2 separate regions of the Homo sapiens genome follow, and region 1 is linked to region 2. Evidence: chromatin contacts called from ENCODE Hi-C or POLR2A ChIA-PET data. All regions are on one chromosome and are shown on one strand. The core of a region is the stretch at or near the end of the contact, and the rest is flanking DNA. Distances in the headings are between cores, read along the strand shown. Region 1 holds the start of C11orf16 (chromosome 11 open reading frame 16). Region 2 has its middle 24 kb from the start of DENND2B.

The links. A loop is a pair of places that touch in the nucleus more often than their neighbours do. ChIA-PET counts read pairs that join two places held with the same protein, here RNA polymerase II (POLR2A). Pooled maps may share reads with other maps.
Region 1: a loop to region 2 is called in a map of endothelial cell of hepatic sinusoid, with 3 times the contacts of the local background. The contact joins the promoter of C11orf16 here to the enhancer-like site in region 2. A Hi-C loop is called at or near these places in 1 of 168 maps with a recorded cell type or tissue (endothelial cell of hepatic sinusoid) and 2 of 50 pooled maps. POLR2A ChIA-PET finds 5 or more read pairs at or near these places in 5 of 52 experiments (AG04449, AG04450, BJ and 2 more).

Annotation. Positions count from the first base shown.
Region 1 is chr11:8,930,977-8,937,827 of GRCh38, forward strand. C11orf16 (chromosome 11 open reading frame 16) reads right to left here and starts at 1,971. Exons shown (of 7, transcript NM_020643.3): 1 at 1,925-1,971; 2 at 1,166-1,350. The coding sequence starts at 1,332. It overlaps ASCL3 (achaete-scute family bHLH transcription factor 3), which reads right to left. Exons shown (of 2, transcript NM_020646.3): 2 at 6,602-6,851. The coding sequence ends at 6,640. RefSeq lists enhancers at 1,590-2,428, 6,061-6,160, 6,231-6,370.
Region 2 is chr11:8,831,193-8,838,724 of GRCh38, forward strand. It overlaps a transcript of DENND2B not described here. Among named protein-coding and RNA genes, the nearest start is that of DENND2B, 24 kb to the left of the region's middle. RefSeq lists enhancers at 648-1,449, 1,399-1,718, 1,450-2,250. Within about 2 kb of position 1,464, at least 9 of the 41 ENCODE cell types and tissues checked have a DNase peak (open chromatin) inside an H3K27ac peak, as active enhancers do.

The DNA of each region.
Region 1 (6,851 bases), core at 721-3,220, 100 kb after region 2:
TAATGTGGGCAGAATGGATCAGGCAGCAGGAATGCGAGTCCCTGGAGATGACACGCTCCACATGTGTATATAGGGCTGTGGTGCCTTTGGCCTCTTGTATCCACGCTTTAGAAAGCAGACTGAGGATCCTATTCAGGAAAATCCTGGACAAAGGAGGGGTACCGAGGGAACCTGAAGAGGGACCTGGAGACCCCACATTAGCTGATTTCTCATATGGTGGCTGAGCAAGTCTCTTTTTTTTTTTTTTTGGTTTTGTTTTGTTTTTGAGACAGAGTCTCACTCTGTTCCCTAGGCTCGAGCGCAGTGGCGCTGTCTCGGCTCACTGCAACCTCTGCCTCCCGAGTTCAAGCAATTTTCCTGCCTCAGCCTCCTGAGTAGCTGGGAATACAGGCATGTGCCACCACGCCCAGCTAATTATTGTTTTTTCTTTGAGACAGAGTCTCACTCTGTCACCCAGGCTGGAGTGCAATGGTGCGATCTCGGCTCACTGCAACCTTTCCACCTTCCGAGTTCAAGCAATTCTCTGCCTCATCCTCCTGAGTAGCTGGGATTACAGTCACCCGCCACCATGCCTGGCTAATTTTTATATTTTTAGTAGAGACGGGGTTTCACCATCTTGGCCACGCTGGTCTCGAACTCCTGACCTTGGGTGAACCACCTGCCTTGGCCTCCCAAAGTGCTGGGATTACAGGCATGAGCCACCATGCCCAGCCAATTTTTTGTGTGTTTTTAGTAGATGGGGTTTTGCCATGTTGGTCAGACTGGACTCGAACTCCTGACCTCAAGTGATCTGCTTGCCTCGGCCTTCCAAAGTGCTGGGATTGTATACAGGTGTGAGCCACTGCGCCCAGCCAAGTCTCAGCATTGATGGTAAAATGAGCTATAAACTTGGTAACTGGCTATCCCTAACTGCCTTCTCTTACTCATGCCAACTGCAGCATCTGCAACTCTGCTAAAGCCAGATCAACCCTGGAGGGCTCTGGGAGCACAATGTAGGCTGGAGTGACAGACCCCACACAGATATGCCAATCATAGGCCAAACAATGACGACCCCTTTCCACCTTCTCAGGAAGCAAGTCTGTCCACCAAGGTCTACCACCAACAGCCAAGAACAAAGGAAAAAGAAAAGGGCATCCACTTCCCCCAGAGGGGCAGAGACAGGTACCTTGCAAGGGGCTTGTGCCCGGTGAGCCAGGGTGCTTGGAGGGCAAAGGGGTAGGTGAAGGAGAGGTCCCAAGGTGGAGCAGCACCGTCCCAGCCAGGGGCCTTCAGGCTTGTGGCCACGCTGCAGTATTTGAGCAAAGGCATCCTGGGCCCCGTGGAGGATTCCATGGCCTTCAGAGGATCCACCTGAGAATAGGCACCACCATTACCTGAGCTGCAGCTTGAAGCAAGCAGTGGCCACCGGGGCGAGGCAGGGCTCAGCTCTGCAGTTAGCTGCCTCTGGGGACAGTTGAGTCCATGCACGGCCCTACCTGCTCCCACAAACTCTCACAGTTTCCTCTTTGAGTCACCTGCCTTGGGAACCTCCACTCAGGAAACAGGGAAGGGATTGGAAGAGCAAGTGCTGTGAGTTTAGAGCAGCCCAGCTTTAAATCCTCCCCTACAGCCTGCTGGCTGTGTGCTCACTTAACCTCTGCTCTCCAGTTACACTCAGGATAGAATACATGGAAAGCACCTGGCGTATTCAGCAGCTCAACTTATGTTAGTATTTTTCCTCCTTCCTCCTCCCCGGCCACCTACAAGGCTAGTTCTGGCCTCAGGCAAGCTGAGATCTCAGGGCCGTCCATCCCCTTTCCAGCCCTGTTCAGAGGAGACAGCTGCCACCAGGGCCCAAGATCAAGCCGCACTGCTGCAGCCCACCAGAGCCCCGTGAGGGTCTGCCCCTGCCCAAGTCCACAGGTCTGACCCCACAAGGACTTACCCACAGCCCCAAACTCCCAGCCTCCACCTCAGCCTCAGGCTCCTTCTGACAGTTGGGGCTCAGGGTCTCAGCCCAACCGACTCCTGGTTGCCACGCCGGTTACCATGGGTGCAGCCTGGGGACGCTGTCGTCTGTGGCCAGTGAGTGCACCGAGCATGCGGAGAGGGGGACAGGAGGCCTTGGGAGGTAGGGGTGGGGCAGGAAGTGATGGGGGAGGGGGTGTTCTCCAGGTTTCCCTTTGGAGAGAAGAGGAGGAGGAAGAAGGGAAAAAGGCCAGTGTAGCCTCAGTTCTCCAAAGCTCAGGCTGCTCCACTGCTGGAAGAGTCAGTGGTGGTGGGAAGCCCTCACGGATCCCAGGAGACTCCTGTGAGGGAGGAGCCACCTCCGCAGAAACTGAGGGCGTCCTCCCTGTACACACTAGAGGCAGGAATGGGGGAGCCACTGGCGGCCTGGGGACTCTAGGATAGAATTTGTCCCTAGTCTAAACCAAAATAACCAAAGGTGTGGGCCTGTTTGTCTATAACAGGCAGGACTCTGTTGAGGAGCAGAGGTGTTGTGACCATTTGGAGTGAGAGGTGTGGACACTGGCAACAAAGGAACAGAAGTCCAGATTCTGCTTGTGGGAGGGGCTCGTATTTGGAGGCCTCTGCCAGTCACTGTGCACTGGTTATATGCCTGGTATGCAGGCACGTTTGGATGTGTCTCCCCCACATTCATACCCCGCTTCTACCAGGTCCTGTTTCAGTTGGCAGATCCATGTGGATAGGGAGGCCAAAGTACCCACCTCCAGGGGTAGAGTGGGTGTCAGTCACCCCTTCCATCCCCGTCTGGCCCCAGGGGTTGGTCAGGCAGTGGCGTGTTCCTGAACCTCTCCAATCAGCAGGAATCTGGAGACTTTGGTTGGGAATCCTGGGATATAGGCTTTCTCTTTCTTCCTATGCCTGAATAAGAAAGCTGATAGTTCTGAGAGCCTCTGACAGCCTTTTGGGAACACTGAAGCTATTCCCAGAGAAAGAGAGGATAGACCTCAGGAAATAGAGGGTTGGTTGGTTTGTTTGTTTTGAGACAGGGTTGCCCAGGCTGGCCTCAAACTCCTGGGCTCAAGGGATGCTTTTGCCTCAGTCTTCCAAGGAGCTCGGACTACAGCCATGCACCCCAACGCCCAGCTGAAAATAGGTTCTCGGTGACAGTACTGAGTCCTGCCTGCAGGCAGTGCTGCTACTCTAGGCCTCAGCTCTGTGAGCCAATAATTCCCCTTATTGATTATGCCACTCTGGATTGGGCTGTTTCTTACTTGCAACCAAAAGCCTCTTAACTGATGACTGCCCTCCCGAAGCATCACTTCATAGTCAGGAGAATGACTGCTGCCCAGGACCGTATACCAAGGCGGAGTTATTTGGCACACAGAGAGTCTAAGAAAGACCCATGGCCGGGCGCGGTGGCTCATGCCTGTAATCCCAGCACTTGGGAGGCCAAGGCAGGTGGATCACGAGGTCAGGAGATCGAGACCATCCTGGCTAACACAGTGAAACCCCGTCTCTACTAAAAATACAAAAAATTAGCTGGGCATGGTGGCACACGCCTGTAATCCCAGCTACTCGGGAGGCTGAGGCAGGAGAATCGCTTGAACCAGGGAGTCAGAGGTTGCAGTGAGCCGAGGTCGCGCCACTGCACTCCAGCCTGGGTGACAAAGAAAGACTCTGTCTCAAAAAATAAAAAATAAATTAAAAAATACCCGTGAAGTCTCTGGCAGTGAAAGAATGATTCTTGAATGAGACAGTGGGATTTCAGTGGAGGAGGGGAAAAGGAGAATATTCTAGTTTAGGTAGGAAGTAAGAGAGAAGAGAGAAGGATACATTTGCGAGACTGTGATTTTCTGTTTGGGGGAAATGGGTTCAGCACATGCAAAATCACATTGAACTTGCTTAGGAGTCACATTAAAGCAGACTCACATCAGAGTGTGGGTGTGAGAGTAATCCTGCTTATAGATTACAGAGGCATCATCGCTAATCCCATCAGATGTTATCTTACATATAGGAAAAGGCCAAAACTCGGGTCATTTATCTTTTAAGGAATGTAGTGACTCAGGCAGGAGATGACGGGGTGGAGGAGGGAGAGGGGCGTGTACTCTGTCCTGTCGTGTCTTCAAAGCTTCTTTCTGAAGAGCGAAAGAGCTGCCTGCGGTAAGAGTCAGGGGCTTTGTGAAATGTTGCTGGCAAGGAGAAATGAGAAAACACGGCTTCTTATGTTTGCTGCTTTGTTTTGCAGTAGGGAGCTTTGAAAACTAAGCTGATAAATTTAAACAAGGTGGCGTTCAGAAGGAAGTCATCAGGCAGCTTAAGCGATGAAGTGACATGAAATACCTTCAGAGAGAGTGAGGGTGGAGCCTGTTGAGAACGCATCCCAAGAGGCCAGACAGGAGACTGCTACCAATAACCCAGACACAGGTGACGGGATTGGAATAAGAAAACAGTGACAACAGATATTCACCGACACCTTCCTGATTTGAGGCTCTTTGCTGGGTACTAGGAATAGAAGATGAATAAGGCTGGATGAATTATCTTCAAGGAACTTGCAGTCTACTGAAGAAGACAGAGATAGGTGTGTAAAGTGTCTAAAGATAGCAGGATAGCAACCACAAGAGAAATATTTATACAAAATAAAGGAAGAAGTAACGGCTAGGATAGGAAGTTGGAGAAGACTTCATAGAGGCATAGCAGTGGAGAGGAGTGTGATAGACAGTGTGGGATAGGTCACTGACTGGGCCTTGGGACAGATGGGACCTGGGAGTTAAAGGAGAAGGAAGAGCTGAAGCTGGCCATGGAAGCAGAAATAGACACACTTTGAAGGCAGACCCCAAGATACGGGGCAGGGACTGTCCTTCCCAGGTATGAAGGAAAGGCCTGGCAGCTCCAAGTTTTCTAGCTTAGAGAACCTAGAGAATGGTGATGCTATGGACAAAACAAGATAATGATAATAATAATCAGTAATGATGGCCAGCCACAGTGGCTCACACCTGTAATCCCAACACTTTAGAAGGCAGGGGTGGGAGGATTGGTTGAGGCTAGGAGTTCGAGACCAGCCTGGGCAACATAGGAAGACCCCATCTCTAAAAAAAATGTTTTTGGCTGGGAGTGGTGTCTCATGCCTGTAATCCCACCACTTTGGGAGGCCGAGGCAGGTGGATCATGAGGTCAGGAGTTCAAGACCAGCCTGGCCAACATAGTGAAACCCCATCTCTACTAAAAATACAAAAAAAATTAGCTGGGTGTGGTGGTGGGTGCCTGTAATCCCAGCTACTCGGGAGGCTGAGGCAGAGAATTGTTTGAACACAGGAGGCGGAGGTTGCAGTGAGCTGAGATTGCATTACTACACTCCAGCCTGGGCAGCAGAGTGAGACTCCATCTCAAAAAAAAGTTTTTAATCATTATGAATACTTATTACATGTCAAGGTCTGTTAATCATCATCATAAACACATGGGAATTGCTGTTGTTGTTATTCTCATTTTGTGGAGAAGAACCGAGACATAGAGAAGAGGTAGCAGAGTTATACTGCAGATACAGGTCTGGTCTCGCTCTGTCGCCCAGGCTGGAGTGCAGTGACGCGATCTCAGCTCACTGCAAGCTCCGCCTCCCGGGTTCACGCCATTCTCCTGCCTCAGCTTCCCGAGTAGCTGAGACTACAGGCGCCCTCCACCAGGCCGGCTAATTTTTTGTATTTTTAGTAGAAACGGGGTTTCACCGTGTTAGACAGGATGGTCTCGATCTCCTGACCTCGTGATCCGCCTGTCTCGGCCTCCCAAAGTGCTGGGATTACAGGTATGAGCCACCAAGCCCGACTTTCTTTTTTTTTTGAGATGGAGTCTCGCTCTGTCACCCAGGCTGGAGTGCAGTGGCGCAATCTCGGCTCACTGCAAGCTCCGCCTCCTAGGTTCACGCCGTTCTCCTGCCTCAGCCTCCTGAGTAGCTGGGACTACAGGAGCCCGCCACCATGACCGGCTAATTTTTTGTATTTTTAGTACAGACGGGGTTGACCGCATTAGCTAGGATGGCCTCAATCTCCTGACTTTGTGATCCGCCCGCTTCGGCCTCCCAAAGTGCTGGGATTACAGGTATGAGCCACCAAGCCCGGCCACAGCTCTGCCTTCTTAGACCCTATACTAAGCTGCCTGAAGAAGTCTGCATGCAGGAAAATGATGCATCTGAAATAATTTCAAATAACAACAAGGTTTTGTAAACTACTTTCACTTTAGCCCCAAGACACTTTCCCATGGTGGTGACTTCTTGTCAATCCCCAATAAGTAAAAATCTCCAAATGTTGACAAATAAAGAGAAGTTCATTGTGATTGCTCAGCACGACGCTTCAGCGAAGTGACGACCGGCATCAGGTAGTTAGCAGTCACGCTTCACAAGCTTCCGTGAGAGCTTCTCACATGCTCAGCCTCTGGCCGAGCATGTGAGAAGGGCAGGGTGAGACATGCAGAAACTCTGGGGCCCCCTGCTCCCCTAGAGTTCGTGAAAGAAGCAGAGCAGCTCCTCAACCTACATGAGATCATGTTTAGTACAATTGAAGCCCAAGCGAGTAATACCCAGCATAGGTTAGCATTTGAGCTATTTCCTGCCCACATGGAAATTACATTTAGGAAAAACTATTGAATGATGCCGTAAGAGACCCCATTTTGTGATATTATTCATTTCTATTTGGAAACAGCAACTCAAACAATTCTGAACATAGGGTCAGCATGGTGGCTGGTGGTTGCTATCATGGAGGAAACTTTTCCAGGGTTATTCTTGGTCTCAGCTTTATCAGGGTACAGAAGAGACTGCAGGTAGTTAATGTACTTGATCGCAGCTCTGAGGGTTTCCACTTTGCTGAGTCGCTTCTCCAAATACTCCTCTGGCAGATGATGGCGGAGCTGGGCGTAGC
Region 2 (7,532 bases), core at 214-2,713:
ATGACCCCAAGACCTCCCTGATAGGTAAGAATCACATAAGTATGTAATGGGTGTAAAATGGGGAGGATTGTCAGGAGATCGGCCCAATTCCCAGAGGAAAGCATTCCTGGCCATCACACCCAAGGTACTCAGCAATGCAAGCATAACCTAGCATGCCTAAACCCACCTTCCCCACTACTCCTGGCTTCTGGCCACTCGGGAGCAAATACACCTCTGCAAAAGTCCCAGCTTTTGTGCTCCCCACAGCCAGCCCCCACCATCGTCTCTCCAGATCTTCTCCTGTTTATAAGATGCATTCACTCCTAATCTCCACTTCCAGACACACACACACACCCTTGGGTAGACACAGGGCAATAAGCCTACCTCTCAGGCTCAACTTCTGGGCTGCACACAGTGGGGTGGCTTGCTCCCGTAATCCCAGCACGTTGGGAGGCTGAGGCAAGAGGACTGTTTGAGCCCAGGAGTTCAAGAGCAGCCCGAGCAACACAGCAAGACCCTGTCTCCATAAAAAAAAGATGGAAAAATTAAATTCTGTAGGATTCACTCCCTAAATAATTAAAAATTTAAACTTAAATTTTAAAAAACCAGGCTTAACTTCTACCCAGTGTGTGTTCATGCTCCCTTGGGCCCTTTCTGCTTGCAGGAGCTGATGATGCTGGGTGCACTCTGAAAGATTTTAAACCTGGTAAGGATGGTAATGCCTTCAGGGGCCAGAGGATGCCTTCACAAACCATTCAGAGTGTCAACAGAGCCAGACTGGGGAGACGTCCAGTTATACCAAGACCAAGAGGCAGATTCTCTCATCTGCCTCTAAGCTCCTTCCTCACAAAAGGTATCTGCCACACCCATCTCCAGTGCCAAAGATGGATCACAGCCGACTGAGCCGACTGTCTCTCCTCCTACCCCTCACCCCCGCCTTCCAGAGTGACAGCGAGACAGGAAAGCAAGTTGGAAAATTTTTAAAAGAACCAACACCTCGGCCAGGCACAGTGGCTCACGCCTGTAATCCCAGCACTATTGGAAGCCGAGGTGGGCGGATCACAAGGTCAAGAGATCAAGACCATCCTGGCCAACACGGTGAAACCCCGTCTCTAGTACAAAATACAAAAATTAGCTGGGCATGGTGGTGCACACTTGTAGTCCCAGCTACTCGGGAGGTTGAGGCAGGAGAATTGCTTGGACCGGGGAGGCGGAGGTTGCTGTGGGCCGAGATTGTGCCATTGCACTCCAGCCTGGCAACAGAGCGAGACTCTGTCTCCAAAAAAAAAAAAAAAAAAAAGAACCAACACCTCATCACAATCCATGAAAAGCTAGCTCCTGGCTCTAGGACTGCAAGAAAAGGGAATTCCACCTTCAAACTCCTGGTTACCTTCCATGGCTGGTCTCAGTGGAACTAGCATTCCTCCTCACAGAGGCATGAGGCAGCCACACCCCACACAGCCCCAGAGCCCAGAGGCAGAGTTGGGCAGAAAGGAATGCAGATAGTTTCCCAGAAGTGTCTGGCCGAGAAGGAAACCAAGAGCTTACCCACAGCTTCCTGGGCCCTGACTGGGAGGCACTGGGTTCTCACAACAAGGATTCTGGCAATTCAGGGATGGTGAGGCCCTTGTATGTGAAAGCCCACAGGAGGCGAGGACACAGTGGTGGGAAGAGGCCCTGACAGAACAAGCCTGGGCTGGCCCCAGACGGCTTCCAGTAAGCAGCGGCTGCACTTGAATGTCAGCAAGGGTCTTAGGGAGACCCGAAGCAATCCAGTCACAGGGGAGCCCAAGGCAGGCACGCAGATGTGAGGTCGGATCCTCTTAGCATAGGCTTTGGCGTCACCTGCTTTCCAGGAAGCAGGCTTCATTTTCTAACACATCTTGAGGGAGGAGGGCAAACCGGAGGGGAAGCCCAACATCTGACAGGCCAGCAAAGCTGGTGAGCAGATGGGCTCTAATGCCTCCCAGCTTGATTCTCTCAGTCATGCTTCAGAGGTCATAAGGCTTTTTTTAGTCCTACTGTTAGTACCACAGCTCCCAGAAGCCTGTGCTTCCTCCAAATTATGACCCTGTAAGGCTCTGTTCTAGGATAAGCACAGGAGAAGGAGCAGAACACAGAAAGAGTTATTAAAGATGCCTTCCTGTTATATACTAAGTGTCCACGTGAAGGATATCAAAATAAAATAATAAAATAATTTTAATTTAAAAGTGGATTACATCATTAACTGTTTCCTTTGCAAGGAAAGGGCAATTCCTAATACAGATTCCATAAAATCCAGATGACACTTCCCCTTCTCATATACGACCTGGACTCTGAAAACCTTAATCAGTTGCTAGCATTAATACAAAATACACACAGAGACACATATAGACACACGTCTGTTCTTCAAAGCTTTGTTCGGGAAGCCAAAGATACAAGAACCCTTCCAACTTCATGTCCCTATGGGGATAACAGGAGGCACAGAGTTAAATATGGTTTTTCCCAAGCAAAGACCTTGGCTGCGAATAGGATTAAGGGTGGCTCTGGACACCCCCACATGCAGGAAGAAGGCTAAGCACCTGGAATCTCCCCTTCCTCCACAGCACCAGTAAATGAACTGATGTCATCTCTCTGGTAGCCAAACATGTCTGTCTCCCAGCCCCTAGGATTTCACCCATCCTTACCTCAAAATTGCATAATAAGGGTCTGCAGCTGGTTAGTTCAGTTACTCACAGCCTGGTGCCAGTGAAGCAAAGGTAAAAAGTTGGCTACTTAGAGCCATTAGTTTCACCTTACCCTGTGGCCACAGATTTTAACTGTTTAAACCTAGATCAAAATGCATGCTGCTTTTTTCAGAGAGACAAGACCAAAGATGAACTCAAAAAGAGCATCCCTGGGCACCACAGAAAGAAGGACAAAGATAAAATCAGCTGTGACTGTACTTCTTTGGAACGGGATGACACATGCTGATCCCCAAGCAAGAACATCTGGATAAGCTTTCCCACCCTCACAGGAAATTTTCAGTCACCTGGAACCTAGTACAGTTTGGAAAGTCATTCTATTTTCCTGAACTGTTCATTCCACAAGGAGATGCTGCAGTTTACACACAGTGCACTGGGACATCTTCAGTTTTCATAGATTAGCAGCATATGCGTCCTACAGGAAAGGTCTGTAGCTTTAAATTAGACGCTTTCCATCCTAAGACCTGATACAGCATTGCAACAAGAATGTATTATTTCCTTGTCAAAAATCAGAGGAGATAACTCCACTAACCCCACTAAACAGTAAGTTTAAAGAATGCGATCCTGTCATAATTACATCATGATTTTCAAAGTGGGAGAATTTCATTGGGTTTTAAGCTCAAGTTTTTCCCAGTGTGACACACAGTGCGAAAAAGAAAAGAGCTTAGGCAAAGTTAGGCATGGCACATTCCAGCTCCTCTAGCCGAGACTGAAGAAAACAGACCTAGCTTTCCTGACCTGCTCCCGGAAGCCCTTGGAAGCACTTTTCTTCCTCTTCATGCAATGGGAACAGAGTCAGTCTCTTCTAGAGCAACTTCACCAGCAGGGGCCAGAGGGTGAACAGACTGTGTTTTCACTAAAAGCTCCTTTTTCAGGCAGTCGCCCTTTATAGGTTGAAGACAGTTTTCCACAGAAACAACACCAGACATGGTAGCCAGATGCGCAGACAAGCTCATTAATGAACAACATGGCTGAAATACTGTTTATACATAATAAAGACACAAAACAATACCTCTGTAAATACTAGCAATAAAACAAAATGTAAGAGGAATAAAATTATATCATTTTTGGCCAGGCACGGTGGCTCACACCTGTAATCTCATCACTTTGGGAGGCCAAGGTGGGCGGATCAATTGAGCCCAGGAATTCAAGACCAGCCTGGGCAACATGGCAAAACCTATCTCTACAAAAATACAAAAATTAGCCGGGCATGGCGGTGTGTGCCTGTGGTCCCAGCTACTCGGGAGGCTGAAGTGGGAGAATTGCTTGAGCCCAGAGGGTGGAGGCTGCAGTGAGCTGAGATCGCGCCACCACACTCTAGCCTGGGCAACACAGCAAGACTCTGTCTCCAAACAAACAAATAAATAATAATTTTTACGTGTTTCAAATTGTGGTCCTGGAAGAAGGGCAGGTTAATTAAAAGATGGATATCTGGGGGGAATCTTTAAAAGCATTCTCAAGAACAATAGTGATGGCACTGATACTTCAAACCGTCTACTTTCATTCCCAAATGTCTGACTGTCCTTTCAGAAGTATTCTTGGTTTCACACTTTACCAGCTATGATCAAAGCTAGCTTTTATCCCACAGGCAAAAAGGAAAGGGGATAAGGAGGGTTTTTTGGGAGGCAATTAAGCAAAATCATAAGGACAGAAAGAGAAGGAAAGATGGGGATTAAAGAGGATGTGAGTAGGATCTGAAGAACACTTACCTGAGGGAGACCTAAATTACCTGTGATTGGTGAGAGATATAGAAGCCAGCTGGTTCATGACTACTGAGAATCGGAGTGCCAGGGAGGACGCACTGGATATTATGTGACAGATACCAGTTGGATCACCTGCCTAGGACAACTTAAGATCAAAGAATGGGGGAAAATACCAAATGCCAGACACAGGCTCACAACTCTTATCCAGCCCCAGATCAAACTATTACTTCAACCAGACATCGTTGGCATTCGCAAGGAACACGTCTACAGAGCCTACGGGGAATGCTCACTGCCTGTTCTCCTGAGCTGGCTGGCTGAGTACCGATCTATCTAAAGAAAATAAACTACCCCAGAGTTCTATGTCACCTAGCTCTAACAGTCTCAGGAAAGTAGGAGGCATCCTCATCGGGGATGTAGGTCACAGTGGAGTTAGGGCTTATGGAATACATAAAAACATGGTGAATATAGGGCCGGGGATGGTGACTCATGCCTGTAATCCCAGCACTTTGGGAGGCCGAGGTTGGTGGATCAGGAGGTCAGAATTTGGAGACCAGCCTGGCTAACACAGTGAAACCCCGTCTCTACTAAAAATACAAAAAAAAAAAAAAAATTGCAAAATAACAGAGAAGTCCTACTTGAAAGTATACAGAATCAATTATGGAGCTCTTCTGCCCAGAAATATTCTACTTAGCTCCACAACTTTCTCTAGCAAGTTTCAGCAGCCTGAGAGCCTCCCAGGGTTGGGCACAGCAACAGTGAGCATGGGTCCTCATCCTCATCACTAACCCTGCAAAGACAAGCATCCTTCTGTACTTCTTTTTTTTTTTTTTTTTTTTTTTTCTGAGACGGAGTCTTGCTCTGTCGCCCAGGCTGGAGTGCAGTGGTGCAATCTCAGCTCACTGCAACCTCCGCCTGCCAGGTTCAAACGATTCTCCTGTCTCAGCCTCCCAAGTAGCTGTGATTACAGGCATTCGCCACCATACCCGGCTAATTTTTGTATTTTTAGTTGAGATGAAGTTTCACCATGTTGGCCAGCCTGGTCTCAAACTCCTGACCTCATGATCCACCCGCCTCAGCCTCCCAAAGTGCTGGATTATAGGTGTGACCCACCGCGCCCGGCTACTTTGTTGTTTTTGAGACAGGGTCTCACTCTGTCACCCAGGCTGGAGTGCAGTGGCACGATCTCAGCTCACTGCAGTCTCGACCTCCCTGGGCTCAGGTGGTCCTCCCACTTCAGCCTCCCGAGTGGATGGGACTACAGGCACACACCACCACACCTGGCTAATTTTCGTATTTCTTATAGAGCTGGGGTTTCACCATGTTGCCCAGACTGGTCTGGAACTCCTGGGATCAAGTGATCTGTCTGTCTTAGCCTCCCGAAGTGCTGGGATTACAGGCGTGGGCCACCATGCCCGGCCCTCAGTACTTCTTTAGGAGAATTTCTGCCCGACAAAGGACCACAGAACAGCAAAATACTTTGGAGATTGTCTTTGTCCAACTCATTCTGTACTGGAAGAAGCCAATGCAAATCTTTAACTGGAACAAAAAAAAAAGTCTAAACTATGCAAGATCTGATTAAATCTCAGTCATTTCAGAAGGGTACAGGGATAAGGAAGAAATGTAGCTCTGTCTGAGTAAGTGTATTTGGGGAGGAGGGATGGGGATTACATAGGCAGAAGTTAAACCATTTTGTTTCTTCTTCAAAGGCCTGCCTCTCAGGAACACCAAGAGGACACCTACTCAGTTGTTTCCCTTTATTTTTCTTTTTGAGATGGAGTCTCGCTCTGTTGTCCAGGCTGGAGTGCAGTGGCACGACCTGGGCTCACCACAACCTCCACCTCCCAGGTTCAAGTGATTCTCCTGCCTCAGCCTCCTGAGTAGCTGGGAATACAGGCGCCCGCCACCATGCCCGGCTAATTTTTGTATTTTTAGTAGAGATGGGGTGTCATTCTGTTGGCCAGGCTGGTCTCGAACTCCTGACCTTGTGATCTGCCCACCTCAGCCTCCGAAAGTGCTGGGATTACAGGCGTGAGTCACCACATCCAGCCGTTTCCCTTTATTTCTTAGTTCTTGATGATAGGGTCCCCCAAATACCCTCCCCTTCCTTGCTGGAACCAAATCATACCACCCTCAGGGTACAAGAATTTGAACATAGCCATGAACAGAACCAACAATCAATAAATGTAGAGCTTGGACATGTTAGCAAACATCGAAGGTCTCTGGAAGCTACAACTTCCAAGGACCAATCTCCGCATGATGGAGAAATCAAAGCCAGGTGAAGATCTGGGCTGAGTTTCAAATATTCCTGAGTTTATGAAGGAGGTGGAAGGTGGGAAGAAGAATTCTGGAACTGAACCCGCAGAAGGCTAAGCCTCCCACATCCCAAGGGTGACAGCAAACACGTGTGGACCCACAGCAAGCCGAGGCATGGACAGGCAGTTATCTCCTTAAGTTATCCTCGTCAGAGAATTTCCATCAGTTTTTCTTACCACGTTTTATACTTTTTCAAAGTGACTACATATATTACTTTTATCTGTTTGGAGTCATCTGAGTTCCCTTCCAGTTCCACTAAGGATGCTCACACTAATGGTTCTCTGCCTCTTGCCTGTCTAGTCTTTCCTGGATCTCCCAGGCTTACTCTTTAGATTCCTATCTCATACCCACAGAGTCCTGTCTTCTTCACCATGAAATAAGTTCCCCTCTAACAAAAGGAAATTCAGACATACAAATGTGCCTTGCGCAAGATCCCACCACAAACTAGTAACACTGCAGGGATTAGAATCCAATTCTCCGAACTCACGTCCACCGCTCCTTCCAACTGACCACAACACCTCCGTTATAGGAGAAACATCTGCCCTACAGCACCACGACCAAGAATCAAAACAGTTTACTGCATGTCTTTTTAAGCAAAACAACACAGCCAGAATGTTTGGCAGGGACTAACTAAATATTTCCTCTGTGACCTATGCCAGAGAGGAAAACTGTGGGAGTTGGGTAGGCACAGCACAGAGGGAAATCGAAGAGACCACTGCAAAGGCCAGCAGATGGGTGACAAAAGAGGAAAAATGCAATCCTAAACTGAGGACAAGCTGGGAACAAAGGAATCCGAGTTTTAAAAGTGGTTGAG